Linked DNA regions of Homo sapiens: region 2 is linked to region 1. The links are chromatin contacts, found by Hi-C or POLR2A ChIA-PET in ENCODE. All regions are on one chromosome and are shown on one strand. Each heading gives the region's core, a stretch centred on a gene start or an enhancer-like site at or near the end of the contact. The rest is flanking DNA. Distances are from core to core; before and after follow the strand shown. Region 1 holds the start of AGO1 (argonaute RISC component 1). Region 2 holds the start of AGO4 (argonaute RISC component 4).

The links. Hi-C counts contacts between places; a loop is a spot of excess contacts on that map. ChIA-PET counts read pairs that join two places held with the same protein, here RNA polymerase II (POLR2A). Pooled maps may share reads with other maps.
Region 2: a loop to region 1 is called in a map of ascending aorta, with 5 times the contacts of the local background. The contact joins the promoter of AGO4 here to the promoter of AGO1 in region 1. A Hi-C loop is called at or near these places in 3 of 168 maps with a recorded cell type or tissue (ascending aorta, dorsolateral prefrontal cortex and posterior cingulate gyrus), 1 of 37 single-sample maps with no recorded cell type and 17 of 50 pooled maps. POLR2A ChIA-PET finds 5 or more read pairs at or near these places in 4 of 52 experiments (H1, activated B cell, activated CD4-positive, alpha-beta T cell and 1 more).

The regions. Positions count from the first base shown.
Region 1 is chr1:35,880,704-35,887,195 of GRCh38, forward strand. AGO1 (argonaute RISC component 1) reads left to right here and starts at 2,506. Exons shown (of 19, transcript NM_012199.5): 1 at 2,506-2,743. The coding sequence starts at 2,719. RefSeq lists a silencer at 2,269-2,728 and enhancers at 5,079-5,718, 6,356-6,415.
Region 2 is chr1:35,804,211-35,810,208 of GRCh38, forward strand. AGO4 (argonaute RISC component 4) reads left to right here and starts at 3,806. Exons shown (of 18, transcript NM_017629.4): 1 at 3,806-4,225. The coding sequence starts at 4,207. It overlaps CLSPN-DT (CLSPN divergent transcript), which reads left to right. Exons shown (of 3, transcript NR_199050.1): 3 at 2,535-2,730. RefSeq lists enhancers at 513-562, 2,980-3,479, 4,579-4,858 and silencers at 3,689-3,898, 4,179-4,428.

The sequences.
Region 1 (6,492 bases), core at 1,256-3,755:
GGCTGGAGTGCAGTGGCATGATCTCAGCTCACTGCAACCTCTGCCTCCCAGGTTCAAGCGATTCTTGTGCCTCAGCCTCCCGAGGAGCTGGGACTACAGGCGTGTGCCATTATGCTCAGCTAATTTTTGTATTTTTAGTGTAGATGGGGTTTCACCATGTTGGCCAGGCTGGTCTCGAACTCCTGACCTCAGGTGATCTGCCTGCCTTGGTCTCCCAAAGTGCTGAGATTACAGGCGTGAACCACTGTGCCCGGCCACTGAAGTGTTTTTATGTATTAACTCATTTAATCTTCACAACAACCGAATGAGGTAGGTACTATTACCACTGCCATTTTACAGAGGAGGAAATTGAGACACGGAGAAGTTAAATAATGTGCCTACTATTACATGTCTAGTAAATGCAGGGCCAATATTGAAACCGAGACAGTCTGGCTCCAGAGTCTTTGTTCTTCACCTCTACTTCGTATGTAAAGCAGTAATTCTCATAGTCCCCAGATCGGCAGCATCATCAGCCTTATCTGGAAACTTGTTAGAAATGCACATTTTTGGGTCCCACCCAACACCTACTGAATCGAAAACTCTAGAGGCAGGGCTTACCAATCCAAGTTTTGTTTTTTGGTTTTTGTTTTTTTTTGAGACGGAGTTTCACTCTTGTTGCCCAGGCTGAAGTACAATGGCGTGATCTCAGCTCACTGCAACCTCCCCCTCCCCGGTTCAAGCTATTCTCCTGCCTTAGCCTCCTGAGTAGCTGGGATTACAGGTGTCTGCCACAACACCTGGCTAATTTTTTGTATTTTTAGTAGAGACGAGACTTCACTATGTTGGCTAGGCTGGTCTTGAACTCCTGACCTCAGGTGATCCACCCGCCTTGGCCTCCCAAAGTGCTGGGATTACAGGCGTGAGCCACTGCGCCCAGCCACCAATCCAAGTTTTAACAAGCTTTCCAGGTGATTCTGATGGTTGCTGTTTGAGAACCTCTAGAAGCAAGGCATGGTATAAGTGTCAGAAATTAATCTCCTCATGAGTAAGGACCGGTTATGGTCCATCCCTTAAGTTCCCAGCCTCTGCATGGCATCTAGTGTAAAGCAGGCATCAAAAATTTGTGAGTTTATGGGAAAGTGATGTTTGAGCTGGGTCTCTTACCCCGCCTATCACTGCACCAGACCGAATAGGAGGGAGAATGGGAGTTCCCAGAAACTTTGAGACTAGCAAGGAAGTGGTTGTGATACGTCTAGCAAGATATGATAAGGGTCTGCACCAGCATAAGAAACCATCAGAATGGCAGTGAATCATGTGAGAGCAGTTCAGAAGGTAAACATGTCAAGACGTGGTGAACAGCTGAATAGATGGAAAGAACAAGGGATAGAGGAACTGTCATTTCTGACATGAAGGTGCTGTTCGCTGAGATAGGAAGCACAGGGCAAGTATGTTTGTGAGTGAAAGATAAAGTGTTTGGTTTGGACTTCTTAAATTTGAAGTGCTGGTAGGATATCCAGGTGGAGCTGTCCAGCAAACACTTGGAAATGTGAGTATGAGACATGGTTGGAAACAGAGATTTGGAAGGATAGTTGGGCCGTAAGAGTGGATGAGACCTTTAAGGGGAGAGTGGAATGAGAAGAGAGCTGGGTTTGGAACCACAGTGAACAGTTAATGAGGCAAAAGCAAAAGGGGCCCTTTAGAAAGACTGAAAAGGACTTAGGCAATAGGAGACTGCAGAAGATGCCGCAGCCAAGTAGAAGGCTCAGAAGGGAAGTAGAGGCACAGTGACAGATGCTGCAGAGAAATAATTGAAAAGTATCCTTTGGATGTCAACCCCAAAAGTCATTTAAGTGACGTGATGAGGGCAGAAGCTGATTGACAGTTCAGGCATGAACTGTAGATGAGAAAGTGGAGGCAGGTGCTTCCCAGGTCCGGCGGATAGAGCTCTGTAGCTGCACTTAAGTTCAAACTGTGACATCTTCCAGGGTAGGCCGCGTCTCTACTTATCTGTGGTCTCAGCGTCCAGCACATGGCGTGGAAGAGGGGGTGGCGTCAGTGAGTTCAGTGACTAGGGACGGAGAAAGACTTCGTGGAGGCAGTCGCTTTGCAGCCAAGGCTTGAAGGATGAGGGTGATTGGGAGGAGAGGTGGGAGGCAGGGCCCCTGGGCGCTGGAGTGCCAGGGGGTCTGGGAATGAAGTGGGGTTCCCATAATGTGTGCGCGCAGCTCGGTGCGACAGGCGGGGGCTGTGTGTAGGTTTGGAGGGACCTATTTGGGGAAAAGACACAGGGCTGAAGGCTGCTGTGGCGGGATGTCCCTTCGCCCTGCCCCACTTATACCACTGCGCGGTTCCAAGGCACCTCTACTGGCGCCCTCCCGCCGGGCTGCATGGCGACGGGTGACCGCCAGGGGCCGCTGCCTTGGGTCCCCGGTGCCCCCGCCCCTCTCCATTGGCCTTTGTTGCCGTCGGAGCGCCCCGCTTGACTCGTTCCGGTCCGCCCCCTGGGCCCGGCGGTCGCGCCTGCGCACTGGCAGCTGGCCGGGCGCTCGCAGTGGGAGCTGCTGCAGGCTCCGCGGCGGCGGCAACGGAGGCTGCGGGGGCGGCGGCGCGAGCGGCCGGGCTTGGTAGGGGAGCCGAGCCCGGCCCGGGATCCCGAGCAGCGAGAGTGTGGGGTACCTAGGCCCCTCACGCTGGACTTCACAGTCTCCGGGCCGCCTGACCTCCGCACGGGTATATGGGATGGAAGCGGGACCCTCGGGAGCAGGTAAGGGTCCCCAGGAGGGGGAACGGTGCATGCTCCAAGGACTGGGGGATCCCGCATGAAAAGCGTGGTTTCCAAGTGATGGAAGCGCTCCTGAGTGAGGAGAAGGGCTCTCCCACGATGGGGGCCCAGTTTGAAGGAGGCTGTGTGCAGTTCCGGGGGAGAACCATGTGAAGAGAGCCCTGAGATGGGGGCTGTTTGTCCAAGGAGGCTGTATACAGTCCTGCGGGTTGGAAGTAATCTGGGAGAAGGGCCTGCACGCACGGAAGGACTCCCAGACATCCGTGGAGGCCTACGGAGAGGCCCGGCAGGTGGCAGGGGACGGGCTCCAGGTGTCCAGGAGAGGAGGGGGCGACACAGATGGGCCTGGAGCTACCGCATGCCGGGGGCGGGGGCTCCGCTGGGCTGGAATAGGCTAATGTCTCTTGGGAGAAGGCGCCAGAGCTGGACTGTGAGCTCCGCCCCACTGGGCCTGACGCGAGGGCGAGGGTCAGGGGGCGGTGGGTGGGGACCCAGTCCCGGGATTACCCCCCGTGGGTCTGGGGAGTCGGAGCGGAGGCTCCAGAGCATGCGCGGAGGTGGCAGCTGGAAGGGGCTGCCCGACGTGGTGGGGGCGTGGCTGTCCGAATACCCCCACCTCTCCACACCCCCCCGCCCCGCCCCGTTTGGCTTGGAAAAAGGAGCGCGCTGATGGGGTGCATTCTCTCTTAGGTTATGCTGGCAGTGTGCAAATGGTTATGGTCCCCTCCCCCATTTTAGGGGCTCTTACACTTGGCCCTCAGTCACAGTTTGCTAAGAATGGGTTGAGGGAAGCTGCCAAAGTGCATTTTTCTGCCACAGGAAAGACTGGGACCGAAGCGATGGGTTCTGGGGGTGGGTCCTCCTGAAGATAGGCCTTAGGAAAGGTATTGGTTACGGAGGAATCAAGGACAGGGCAGGGGCTACCTGGAAGGAGTTGTCTGCTTGGTTTGCAAGTTTCTGCTCCAATACTGAGTAGTGATGGGGGCTTTTAATCCAAAGATTTTCCATTGAATTGTCTGTTAAGGTTACACTCTACATTTATAACATTTATTCTAATATTTCTTAATATTTTCATGGCTCCTATCTTCCACTGGATATCTTTCCGTTTTCCTCTCCCCACTCCCCAGAAACTGTCAGGGCTGTCTTTAGAGCCAAGATCTAAACCCTACAAACACGTTGGAGGATGGGGGAGTTTATAGCCTTCATCCTGGTGAGGCCTAGGTGATAGCCTTAACTTCTTATTTGCAGGCAATGAGGAGGAAAAGACATAGGAACAGAGGATAAACTGAGGCAGGATTGCCTCAAGAAAACTGGAGTCCTTAGGATGGGCTGTGGGGTGGTGATACCTCTTGTGTCTTAAGTGTCTTACCCTGTGATGGGACGAGGAGCCTGGACCTGGGAATCCTTCAGGTCATCTCTCACCACTTCCTTACATTTGGTCTGGGGATGGGAATCAAATTTCCATTTAGGCCATGAACTTCATTACTTTCCTAGTGGAATTATTTTGTTTTTTTTGTAGCAGACCTAACTCCCTCCCACCCTCCCAAGGAAATAGCTCCTACGACCTCACTCAAGTTATCCATTTAGTGATCTCTAAGTACTTAGTGACTGTTTTCCCTCTTAACAACCAGCCTTGTATAGACTGTGTAGTCGTAAGGATAAGCACAGGGAGCAACTGACTTGAGTACTTCCTCTCTGTCAGGACCCTCTCTCCATCCCAGGAACTTCTGTTTTTCAAGGCTGGGGACTATTTCCAACAACCCATGAACTAGAGTAGTGGGGTAGGTCATTGAGGTCCACATGGATTGCTGGTTGCTGGTACCCATTCTAGACTAATGATTTTTATCCTGATGAATTCCTAATAGGCTCTGGAGTGATGAAAAATTGACTTTTTAAAAATTTGTTACAAAAAATAAGCTTATAGGAAAGGAGCTAGAACCTGCTGTTTGGAGTCAGCCAAAGCCTTGGGAAAAGCCGAATAGGACAGGCTTTGCCTCAGTAAAGGGTATAATTGAGATTCAGTCTGGAAGCTGCAAATTGAGGGACCCCATAACTGCCTCCTTCCTAGGCCCGGACTGTTCTCTTATAAGAAGTTAGAGTGGTGTCCCAAGGTGGCCTGAGGACATAATACACAAAACTAAAGCGTTGTGTAAAAAACAACAACAAAAAACCCCCCAAAAACTAAAGCATTGTTGCTAGCCTCACTGGGCTTATGCCCAGGTCTGCCTTCTGTGCTCAGGTGTGTTCCAAGCACATACAGTGGACTGGGTGCTCCCTGAGGGTAGAAGCAGTGTCTGGTTTATTTGTAGAACTAGCAAGTGCCTAGTGTATAGGCCCTGGCACAGAATACATGTTTATTAATTAAATCAAATCACATTCAAGTGTGAACATAAATGGTTAAGCACGTATGTGGATATTTAATAAAGTGTATACTCACATGGAACAGATCCTTTTTGGAGAGATTGGCTTGTTAGTCTTTGCTTGCCCACCAGCTAACCTAACCTAACCTAACCTTGAATTTGTGTCTTTTGAATAGGCAGTCTGGCTCCTTGGGAGGTGTGTGGGCCTCAGAACTGCAAGAAAGGAATCCTGAGCCAGGGTTTTCAGCTCTGTTACTTTTCCTTCTCTGGGCTCCTTGGGGATGGGGGAGGGGGAGTGTCCTTTTCAGGGCCCCTCCCTCCTTGCTTTTGTCTGAAGAGAAGGGTCCCGCCCCTTTCCCCCTAGGCCCAAGCTTTGTCCTCTGTGCTGGGGCCCTCATCTGCATCACAAAGTGGCCGTCTGTCCCTGTCTGGGTCTGTAGGGAAGTGTCTCCCTTTCTCAGACTAAAAGCTGGGGTAAGGGGGGCGGGGAGGAGACAGTGCTGTTGTTAGGCTTTCAGGGGGATGTAATGGGAGAGAGGTTCCTGCTTCCTGCTGTCTTTCCTAGTTTGGAGATGAAGTGGGGGTGTGGGCTCCCCTGTTTTCCCAAAGCCTCTTTGGAGAGGAAGGTGCTCTAAGGCTATGTGTGGTATGTAGTCGGGTTTCTGGGGAAGAGAAGGCTTTGAGGCTAGAGTGTCTGTCCCATCCCCCATCATTTCTAACTAGCCCCCCAGCTCTAGGAGTTATCTTTCTCCGAAGGCCCCAAATGATTATTCAGTCTGGGAGGGGAAGAAGGTGAATGAAATATAAGAACTTGGGGAGGGAAAGGATGTCTCTTACTGGCTACACCCACAAACGTGCATATTTGTCTTGTGTAGTGTTTATAATTGTTTCTGGGCAATTGCAGGTGTTCGTGTGTCTGTGTGCTGTGTGTGCTTGTGTGTTTTTGTGGTGTGTCTATGGATATGTTTGTTCATTCATTTCATATCAGTATGTTGAATACTTCCTGTGTGTGTGTCAGACACTGGAAATTAAACAGTGACCAAGGCAGATATAGTCCCTGCCTTTGAAGAACTCAGTCTAGGGCAGTGAAGGATATGTGTGTAAGTGTAAATTGCCAAGGTCTAAGTGTGTGTTTGGATGTGTGTGATGGGGATGTGTGTCTGTCTGTCCGTGAGCTTGTGTGCAATTTCTGTCCAGCACTTTCTGAGGTAGGCAGCCAGGTGCTAGTAGATAGGTTTTCCCTTCCCCATGTAGCTGAGTTCTGAAGACCTTTTCCATCCAGGCTGGGCCTTCATTTCCCTGTCTGCAGAGTGGGACTGGGCTTGGACAGGTGGTTAGAGGGAAACAGAGCAGCTTAGCTCTGGGAAGCTG
Region 2 (5,998 bases), core at 2,556-5,055, 75 kb before region 1:
TATTTATTTTTTGAGACGGAGTCTCTCTCTGTCACCCAGGCTGGAGTGCAGTGGCGGGATCTCGGCTCACACCGCAACCTCCGCCTCCAGGATTCAAGCGATTATCCTGCTTCAGCCTCCCAAGTAGCTGGGACTACAGGCGCGTGTTACCACGCCTGGCTAATTTTTTTGTATTTTTAGTAGAGGGGGTTTCACCGTGTTAGCCAGGATGGTCTTGATCTCCTGACCTCGTGATCCGCCTGCCTCGGCCTCCCAAAGTGCTGGGATTACAGGCGTGAGCCACTGCGCCCGACCGGCAAATGGTTTTAATATGAAAATAAGAATTCAAAGTTTCGTATGATGGGGCAAATATGTTGTCAATTCTTTACTCATGCCCTACCCTGTCCTGGAGGCATGTGCGATGTGGAAGAATGAGCAACCACCATCAGAGAGAGCTGCAGGGGAAGTGACATTCTGGGTCATGGCTTCTCAGCCACAGCAGGAAGTGGAGGGAGGGCTTGCTGAGCAGGCCAAGGTTTAGAGGAGTTTATTGACTACAGAAATTTGGTTTGGGAGGGTTCTGTAGGAATAGTTTTTGGAAAAGGAACAGTGGGTGTTTGAGTGAGAGTGAGTTTTGAAATGAGAAGGTAGATGATCAGAGTAATCAAGAATCACTCTGTTGAGTGAGACATTTCGGTCCCAACTGGAACTATGGGGTGAATAAATTTCATACTTCAGCCTCTAAAGCTAGTGGAAAAACTATTTTCAGTCCAGGGAACAAGCTGTGGTCTCTGCTCAGGGTAGCAAATAGAATATAGAGAAATTTTGTTAGGAAGTGGGGTTGGGAGAGTCAGCCACAAACCAGGCTATTGGAGACACCGGCATTGTTTAAACTGTAGGTGGAACTTAGCGTGAAGTGAAAAACTTGAACTTTAGTTGGTTTTTCTTTTTTTTTTCTTTTTTTTTTTGAGACGGAGTCTCGCTCTGTCGCCCAGGCTGGAGTGCAGTGGCCTGATCTCAGCTCACTGCAAGCTCCGCCTCCCAGGTTCACGCCATTCTCCCGCCTCAGTCTCCAGAGTAGCTGGGACTACAGGCGCCCGCCACCACACCCGGCTAATTTTTTGTATTTGTAGTAGAGACGGGGTTTCACTGTGTTAGACAGGATGGTCTCGATCTCCTGACCTCATGATCCGCCTGCCTCGGCCTCCCAAAGTGCTGGGATTACAGGCGTGAGCCACCGCGCCCGGCCAACTCTAGTTGGTTTTTCTTTTCTTAGCTGTGCAGCAGTCTGATCGTTTAGTAAATACTTTCTCCCCTTTGAACATTCTGTCCCCTATTACTATTTCCAGTTACTATCTGGTTTAACAGAGAGGTAGCATGATGCTGTGAAAAGAATATAGAGTATGGTGGCCGGGCATGGTGGCTCACGCCTGTAATCCCAGCAGTTTGGAAGGCCGAGGCGGGCGGATCACGAGGTCAGGAGATCGAGACCATCCTGGCTAATATGGTGAAACCCCGTCTCTACTACAAATACAAAAAATTAGCCGGGCGTGGTGGCGGGCACCTGTAGTCCCAGCTACTCGGAAGGCTGAGGCAGGAAAATGATGTGAACCCGGGAGGCGGAGCTTGCAGTGAGCCGAGATCGCGCTGCTGCACCCAAGCCTGGGCGACAGAGCGAGACTCCGGGTCAAAAAAAATAAAAGAATATAGGGTATGGTATCAGTAGACAAGAATGTAGGCACTAGATTAAAAGTCCCAGTTCCGGCCGGGCGCGGTGGCTCAAGCTCGTAATCCCAGCACTTTGGGAGGCTGAGGCGGGCGGATCACAAGGTCAGGAGATCGAGACCATTTTGGCTAACACGGTGAAACCCCGTCTCTACTAAAAATACAAAAAAAAATTTAGCCGGGCGTGGTAGCGGGCGCCTGTAGTCCCAGCTACTTGGGAGGCTGAGGCAGGAGAATGGCGTGAACCCGGGAGGCGGAGCTTGCAGTGAGCCGAGATGGCGCCACTGCACTCCAGCCTGGGCGACAGAGCGAGACTCCGTCTCAAAAAATAAAAAATAAAAAAATAAAAGTCCTAGTTCCATAGCCAATCAGGGAGAGAATTAGCCAGGACTTAAATGCAAGATTTGAACTCCAATTTTTCCCATGCTTCACTTCAGCATCATGTAATGCAAAGCCCGACTTACTTAACTTCCCTGAGCTTCGGTGTCATCATCTGTACAAATACCTTTCTTAACAATATCTACCTTACTGGTGGTTGTAAAGATTGAGTGACAATGAGAAGCCCATAGCAGAGTGCATGGCCAGGATGTGATGCTAATATTTTTTATCATTACATAAAAAAACTACCTGGCTCTGTGACAGCACATGGCAGGTGCTCAAATGAATATCCCACCACACATGCTAGGGGCCTAAATTATCCCCCACCCCAATAATTTGTATATTGAAGTCCTAACTCTAGCACCCCAGGATGTGACTGTAATTGGAAACAGGGTCTCTGAAGAGGTAATTAAATTAAAACGAGGTCACTAGAGTGAGCCCTACTCTAATAGGACTGCTGTCCTTATAAGAAGAGGAAATTTGGACACAGACGTGCACAGAGGGAAGACCACGTGAAGTCACTGGGAGAAGGCCACTATCTACCAAGTGAAGGAGATAGGCCTCAGAAGGAACCAACCCTGCCTACATCGTATCTCTGACTGCCAGCCTCCAGAATTGTGAGAAAATAAATTTCTGTTGTTTAAGCCACCCAGTCTGTGGTACTTTGTTACGTTATGCCGTAGCAAAGGAATACAACACACACACACAAACTCATCGTACCTTTTCAATTGGTGGACAAGGGGCTCCTTCCTTCTGCTGACTAGAAACTGCTTCTTGGCCTGTTGTCCAGTGTTCTCCCACTCAAAGTCCTTACTGAAAGCCCTAAAGATGCTGTGCCTGCTGGGCTGACCATGCTGCCTTGGAGGTGGTGCTGCTCCCTTGGCTTTTGTCTGCTAAGGGGAAGGCATCCAAGAAAGCAAGACCTTTCTCTCTCTCTCTCTCTTTTATTTTTATTTTTTTTTTTTCAGACAGTCTTGCTCTGTCGCCCAGGCTGGAGTGCAGTGGCCCGATTTCGGCTCACTGAAACCTCTGCCTCCCGGGTTCAAGCGATTCTCCTGCCTCAGCCTCCCAAGTAGCTGGGATTACAGGCGCCTGCCTCCACGCCCGGCTAATTTTTTGTGTTTTTAGTAGAGATGGGCTTCCGCCATGTTGGCCAGGATGGTCTCAAACTCCTGACCCCAGGTGATCCACCCGCCTCCGCCTCCCAAAGTGCTGGTATTACAGGCGTGAGCCACCACGCCCGGCCAAGACCTTTCTCTTCTAAAGTGACTGGTGATTTGCTGACCAGAGGCGCTTGTCATGGGACCAGGGAGGGAATGCATCATTCATCAGGGTCCATTCCCGTGGTGCCTTCCGGCTATACGGAGAGGGACGCGCAGTTGGGTGTGTGGTGCTGAATGAAGGGATGAAGGAGGACTGCTAGCGTCTAAGGTGACCCTAAAAGACGAGATGACAGAAGCGATCTGGGGTGGGAGGAGGGAGGAGGGAGGCGAGGTGGCTCCTGTGAATCTCAGTACACTTTCCACTCACAGAAGTGGAAAACTGAATCTGTGGGTCAGCGGAACTGGAATCCAGATCTTTTGCAGGACGCCCTGGGGGGATGGCACGTAGCCCCCAGAGCCGTTGGCCACCGGACGGCCTCCTCGGGTGGACGGGGCAGAGCGGGCCAGCGGGCGCGTGCCCGACACGTCCACCGGGCTCTGCACCCTCCGGGCGCGCGCTCGTTCCCCGACCCGCCTCGCCGCCTGCCGGGCTCTGTGGACCCCGCGCCCGGGGCCGCGCACGCCCCCTCCGCCCGCCGGGACCCTGGGTCCGCGCACCCCGCGCCCCCTTCCCTCCCGGCGGGCGCGCGCGCTGGCTCCCGCTCCCGCTCCCGTTGGCGGCGGCGGCGGCGGCGGCGGCGGGGATTGTTTTTGTTGTCGCTGAGGCCGGAAGAGCCGGAGCCGGGTCCCTGTCCCCGGGCCGGGCGCCGCCGCCGCCCCCTGCCCAGCGCCCGCGTCTCCGCGGCGCCACCCCAGCGCCAATATTCCGGAGATCAAGCGTTACGCGGCGGCGGCGGCGGCGGCGGCGGGGCCCGGAGCGGGAGGCGCCGGGGACCGGGGCGAGGCGGCCCCCGCCGCCGCCATGGAGGCGCTGGGACCCGGTGAGGAGCGAGCTCGGGTCGGGGCGGGACCCGGGACCCGGGACCCGGGGCGGGCGGCCGGGACTTTCGCTGCCCCGTCGCCTCGCCGGGTTCGGGCCGCCAGGCCTCGGGGAAGGGGACCCGAGCCCCGCAGCACGAAGCGGAGGGAGCTGACCCGGGCCTGGGGGGCGGTGACCGCGCCCCAGCCGGCCGTTGGGTGGATCCCGAGGTCCAGGGGGGAGGTTCGGGAAGGTGACCGGCGCTGCCGGGCGGAGGCCACTCTTGGCCCCACCTCGGGGAGACGATATGTGCCCGGGGTCGCGACGAGGGTAGTTTGGGCCTCAGAAGGGGGCGATCCGCTACCCAGTGCGCGCGGAGGCCTGGCCCAGACCGGGAAAAGGGCCCCGCTGCCTACTACCAGCCGGTAGTCCTGGTTTGGGGCCGCGCCCCTATTTTTCTTTGCACTGGCAGATGGTCCAGAGCCTTCAGATGAGGAAGAAGAACTTCATCCAAACACCTCTCATGATCTCTGAAGGTCAAGGGACAAAATGCCCACCCTTTCTGAAAGGCCCTGATGTCCCAAAGAACATGGTCCTGTGCCTCTGTCACTCAGTCTGTGTGTTAGTCTCAGAGTGGTCTGAGCCAGCCTTTGAGTGACACAGGAGTTGCCAGTCAGTCTGCTCCACCACAGGCTTCAATGCCCTGAGTTCTCTTCTAATTGGGTTATGAGTGGTTGTGAGGATCAAATGAAGGAGAAAGTGCTTTGGAAACTAATTTGTTGTGGATATGGATGGCCTCTGGTTATTTCTCTCTATCCAAACCAGAAGAACCATTCCAGGCTGTAACAAGTGTCCTGAGTATTGGGGCCTGGTGCTTCCACCTCAAAGCCCAACAGGTTTCTAATGCCTTGGCTAAGTAGCTCAGTGTTTAGGGGCTGTGGTGGAATTCACTTTAATATTCAAACTTTACCTACATAATGAACTTAGTCGTAGAGTGTTTCATCTTTTTAGTGCGTAGAAAATTCGAGTTGCCATTTGAGTTTGGAAACTTGGCACGTTTGTTTACTTAGCACTTGTTTGCATAGCTGAGTGATTAAGCCCCACCCTAATTTGCTTCTTAAAGTATTGTTTAAAGGCCCTCATAATCAAATTTCATATGCCTTTTAAAAATAAATTGGCTTGCCGCATTAATATTGTTTGATAAACTTCAGTGTATTATGCCAGGTTAACTTCAGATATGTCCCCTGGCTAAAGACATGCTCAGGTCTTTAGGAATGTAACAGATTCAATCTAGTAATGTAATAGTTGTATGACCCTGGGAAAATTACTCAATTCCTTTGAACTTTCATTTTCTCGTCTATAAATTGAGGGTAATAATAAGTATGTTCTGTAAGATTGTTGAGAGAATGAAATGAGAGTATATGATAAGTCTTATTGTAGAGACTAGTGCCTATAGATGCTCAACAGATGTTTCTTCCCTCCCCCTAGTAATTCATAATTGAAACAACTGTTGCATTTATGATCTGATATCGAAAGAAATTGTGTAACTGTGGGCATAAACTGAATTTCATGGAAAGGATCAACCTGGTGATATTAGGCACTGCCCAGGGACTCTTTTTTTTTTTTGTTTTGATTTTAGCTTTTGCAGGTTTGAGGACTTAGTGGTTCACTCAGGATTGTTCAGATTGTGGAAAATTAATTCTCACTAACCACATTTATAAGACACTAATGAATAAGCCAAAATGTCACATGGATCTTTTCTGTTGAGTGGAATATTTTCCTGTCTGCTCTCTAG